Regions from separate parts of the Homo sapiens genome. Here region 2 is linked to region 1. The links are chromatin loops, found by intact Hi-C in ENCODE. Cell type or tissue: A673. All regions are shown on one strand.

What was found. A loop is a pair of places that touch in the nucleus more often than their neighbours do. Peaks named below come from ENCODE experiments on the same cell type or tissue, not always from the same donor. Only the 100,000 strongest peaks of a DNase experiment are listed, where the experiment ranks them.
Region 2: it touches region 1 in a loop (2.2-fold over the local background); 1 of 110 quality-filtered maps calls a loop at or near these places.

What each region holds. Positions count from the first base shown.
Region 1 is chr5:168,085,237-168,087,736 of GRCh38, reverse strand. All of the region lies in intron 9 of TENM2 (teneurin transmembrane protein 2), which reads right to left. Among named protein-coding and RNA genes, the nearest start is that of MIR12125, 79 kb to the left of the region's middle. In A673, a CTCF peak has its summit at 1,182; DNase peaks (open chromatin) are centred at 1,286 and 2,236; H3K27ac peaks cover 2,490 bases.
Region 2 is chr5:167,969,263-167,971,762 of GRCh38, reverse strand. The region is part of intron 6 of TENM2 (teneurin transmembrane protein 2); the gene reads right to left. Among named protein-coding and RNA genes, the nearest start is that of TENM2-AS3, 17 kb to the right of the region's middle. In A673, a CTCF peak has its summit at 1,520 (motif pointing right); a DNase peak (open chromatin) is centred at 1,532; H3K27ac peaks cover 845 bases.

The sequences.
Region 1 (2,500 bases):
AAGACAGGGGTTTCATCTGCAGGGTAGGGTGGTGAAGAGTAAGGACTTCAGAACTACTGCCCTTCTTCCTTCCCAGGTCAGGCCAAATGGTCCTCAAGATCATTTCTTTCTTTCTTTTTTTTTTTTTTGAGATGGAGTCTCGCTCTGTCACCCAGGCTGGAATGCAATGGCTTGATCTTGGCTCACTGAAACCTCCACCTCTCGGGTTCAAGCAATTCTCCAGCCTCAGCCTCCCGAGTAGCTGGGATTACAGGCACCTGCTACCACACCCGGGTAATTTTTTGTATCTTTAGCAGAGATGGGATTTCACTATGTTGGCCAGACTGGTCTCGAACTCCTGACCTCGTGATCCGCCCGCCTTGGCCTCCTGAAGTGCTGGAACTATAGGCGTGAGCCACCGTGCCCGGTCAAGATAATTTCTTATAGGACAACAGGACAGGATCACCCAGGAAAAGATGGTAGCATCTTCTGTTGGTCAAATTCCACTCTATTATGTGTAGGGTGTTTGTTTATCACAATTACCCAGGAGTGTCCCAGTTTATACCTCTTGTTCCTCCTTTCTATCTCAAAGTGCTCTAGAGTGCACATAGGGTCACTATGCATAGATTAACACGTGTCAAGCAGCATCACACAGCATCATTCACTGCTGCTATAACTTGGGCAAGGGCTAGAGGCTAGAAATGCAGGGAGGATAAACTGAGCCAGCCATGGAGACTGCCTTCCAGGATAGGGAGACTGGGGGCCAGTGAGAAGCTGGCTTGCAAGGAGGCCATCTGGTGTAGGGGAGCCTCTGCTCTCTAGGGTTCCTAAGCTGTAGCCTGGCCAGCTTGCTTGGCAGACTGGCTGACACTAGAAGGAGAGCATTTTCCAAAAGCTCAGGCCCTGGCCAGAGTTTCCTTTTCATCCCTCAACACTGGGAATTGATAACTCAGGCTTAGTATTGGGGACATCTGGCTCCTCTGTTCTAGGACCTCACTGTGATCAATTCGGGACATGGGGATGCTTTGGGAGACCAAACTGTGCCTCGTTGACTAAAGAGGTTACTCTGTAGTGGTCCTACCCATTAGGTCTGCAGAAGCTCTGGAAGGGGTTTAGGAGGCACATGACCAAATCCCAATAGAAGGATGTGTCTGTGCACCGGCTGGCTGCGGGAGGAAGTTTGCCTCCCAAAGCCGCTTGTGTCTCTTGCAGCCACCCAGAGGATGATAGCACAATAACCCAAAGTAAACACCACCTCTCCCCGCCCAGTTCTCTCCTTTTCCCTGGCCTCTGAAAAATAACCCACGTTGGCATGCAATGTGAAGGCTGTGCCTTTGAGTCATCAGTCATACCCCAAAGTGGCATGAAAATGCAACTTTTACGAGAGCTCGAGAGGCAAAGAAATAAACCATAGCAAATATTTGACTGATCCAATTATAAATCTCCCCACTTCTTGGCAGAGACTGAGGAGGAATGGTAATTAAGATAACTTAGTGGGTTTCCAGAGGAGCGGGAGGAGAGCAGCAGAGCCTAGACCGTGGAGCGGGGGCTGTTACTTTCCCAGAAGGGAAGGTGGCCACAGGCAGGGACCGGGCAGCCCAGAGATGCTTCTAGAAACCACATTGATACACACCTGCCAGAGAGGGCAAGGTTAAAGACAGACTCATTGCCCTTCGGGAAGATGTTATTACTGGGTCCAGGACCCCCCAAAAAGGGGGGATGACTTCATGCTATTTGGAACATTTTCTTGCTGAGGGTCAACACGAATGGGAAAAGCAATAAATGCTGACATTTCCCGGGGAAGCCTGCCACTCCCCTCACTCTGCACTGGCAGCATTGCTGGCCTCCTGACGATGTCTGATGTTGATTCTACCTCAGATGGCAGGGCACGCTCAGCAGTTGGTGGGATTGCAGGGAAGTGGCACATGTGAGCTAGGGCTGCTTGAAGCCACATGACCACAGGGTCTCTGGTCACATCCAGAGATGGTGGGAATGACTTAGCTGCAGTGGGTCGCTCACTCCTGGGGGCCTGTTCATTTCTTTCTGCCTCCAGCCAGGCCTGTGGCAAAGTGCGCCCAGCTGATTCCTCATTAAAGCTCAGCACAATTTCTTTGCTCTCCTTCAAAGGGGCTGAGTGCTCAGGGAAGGGGGAGGAATGACAGCTCCAGTGGGGGCTGGCTTCCCTGAGTGTGGCCTTGCCTGTCTTTTTCAGGACTCCCTGCTCAGTTCCTACTTACAGTATCTGAGTCACTTAACTAAATGCAATCGGCCCAGCTGCAGGCACCACTGCTCGGGCCACTATAAGAACCAGCCCCTGAGCTTCCGGACAGGAAACAGCATCTGCATTTCCAGACTGTAGCAGCTCATCATGCCAGGCTCCACAGGCAAGAATCAAGCAGATGGAAGCTACAGAGGAAACAAACAGGGTTCCCTGAAATCAGCAGCTGGGGAGAATTTATCTTACAAGGGTGGAATTCTTGATTCTTTCATTACATGTCCTCTTGCAGCAGCAGCAAAAGTA
Region 2 (2,500 bases), 120 kb after region 1:
CAGGGCTCAGGGTTTTTTTTGTTTTTGTTTTGTTTTGTTTTGTTTTGTTTGTTTGTTTGTTTTAGATGGAGTCTCACTCTGTCACCCAGGCTGGAGTGCAGTGGCGCGATCTTGGCTCACTGCAACCTTCGCCTCCCAGGTTCAAGCAATTCTCCTGCCTCAGCCTCCCAAGTAGCTGGGATTATAGGCGTGCACCACCACGCCTGGCTAATTTTAGTATTTTTAATAGACACGAAGTTTCACCATGTTCGTCAGGCTGGTCTTGAACTCCTGACCTCAAGTGATCCACCTGCCTCGGCCTCCCAAAGTTCTGGGATTACAGGTGTGAGGCACCGCGTCCAGCTGGGCTCAGTTGTTTTGGCCAACCCAATTCATGTTGACCTTGACTCCTTCTAATATTTTCTAATGTAGTGGTCAGAATCAAGGGCCGACCTCCCTGAAGAGGGCATCTATTTTTTTCCATATCTGCATCACCAGGTCCCTTTTTCCCCTTTCTTTCTCTCTCTCTCTCTGCCTCCCTTTATCTCTATCTCCATCTCTCTCTCTTTATCTCTATCTCTGTCTCTATCTCTATCATCTCTATCTCTATCTCTGTCTCTCCCTTTCTGCCTGAATTAGCTATTTGGGGTAAGCTCTGTGAAGAATGCTATACTTCGCTCTTTTCCCCAAACTGAATGGTATTATGAATTTGAAGATGCACATTATCGACAGGACATGAGGATGTCCCCATTGTAACACTGCTTTTATGTTTCCAAAGACAAAGCAAATAGTAGTGAAACTGAAAAAACAAAGTATACGCAGACATATACTGAATATGCGCCTTCTACCTTGTTCCCAGCCCACCCCAGTGCCACCACACACACGATTATATTGAAATTCTCGGTGGGTTTAAATGCATGTGTGCCACCCTTACCCCCTGCTGCACTGAAGCTTACAACCTCTAATAATATCAGATTAATTCACTGGAGTATAAACAGCAATGGGCACCATTATGAACATTAGGACGTGTTGCATGTTAGGACAAAAATTTTTATCTAATTAAACACAGAACTATTCTGATATTACCTATACTCATTATGGAGCTATCTGACCCCTGCAATCTGTCTCACCTACACACACCACAACAAACAGAATATACTGCATTGCTGAGAATATTAGGAGCTTGAAGCATGGAGTTAAATGTTTCCCATTCATGGTTTTATTAAAAAGCAAAACCAAAAGTTCTTCGAAGTCATTCAACTTGATAAGGCAAAACTGCTTCTCCAGCCATTTCCAAGAGAGAGGAAATGCATCGAGATGTTTTGAGTTAACTTTCTCATCATGAGCCCTCATAAAGAGCACTGGTTAGTAAGACAATAAATGAGCATGTTTTAATTAGAAAATGTGGAATCCAAGCACTTTTGCAGGAAAGAAGATGATAGCTTAAAAGAGATGTCAGGAGACTAATAAAAGTTAAAATGCATTAAGTGGCCACAGTGAACTCAAAAGTAAAGTCGTGGGACGTTTGAGAAGTCAACCAGAGAGGGTGATGAGTCAGAAGGGGGCAGAAGTTAGTCAGTGAAACTTAATTTTTTCGACTTCTTATTGGAATCAGCTGTAAACCCCCTTCTGTGCTCTGGCAAGTGAGATAACTCAATGTCCTGCAATTTCCCCACCCTGGCCGGGACTGTGTCTGCCTGGAGGAGAAAATCATTACAATCAGGCAATATGAGCTGGGCTGTGACCAAATTAACATTGAATGTGGCCTGAGTTGGTCTGTGGCTTTTGCCTGCCAGCCCTCCATTTCAGGGTCTCCTAATAGCACGATGTTTGGTTATGGGCCACACTCCTTCCTCTCCACTATGAGGCCCCCACATGGGCACGTGATCCAGGCCTGGCCAATTAATGTGGTCTGCTCGCCAAGACTCCAGGCTTGAGGCTTGGGTCAGTTGTGGGCATGTGACTCTAGTTGGATTCCATGAGACTCAATCAAGGGAGTGTTGTTGAAATGTCAAGAAGTGCTTTACTTTCTGTTAGGTTTCTAAGCTTTGAGAATATAGCATATAGTTACCATAAAAATCCCACAAGAGGAGGCCTACATAACAGCGATGGTAGAAAGTAAAGAAGTGCAAGGCTGAGAGACTCCCAAAGCCTGAGTTTAAGTATTACTTGAATCCTGTTCTGTCAGGATCTTCTCTCTGTCCCAAATCCTCCACTTTCTCAAGTTTCATTTTCCTGATATGTTGAAAGGGGACAAGAACATCTGTATTGGTCTGTTCTTACGCTGCTAATAAAGACATACCCGAGACTGGGTAATTTATAAAGAGAAAGAGGTTTAATGGACTTACAGTTCCACATGGCTGAGGAGGCCTCACAGTCATGGCAGAAGGCAAGGAGGAGCAAGTCACGTCTCACATGGATGACAGCAGGCAAAGAGAGTGCTTGTGTAGGGAAACTCCCCCTTATAAAACCATCAGATCTCATGAGACTTATTCACTACCACGAGAAGAGCATGGGAAAG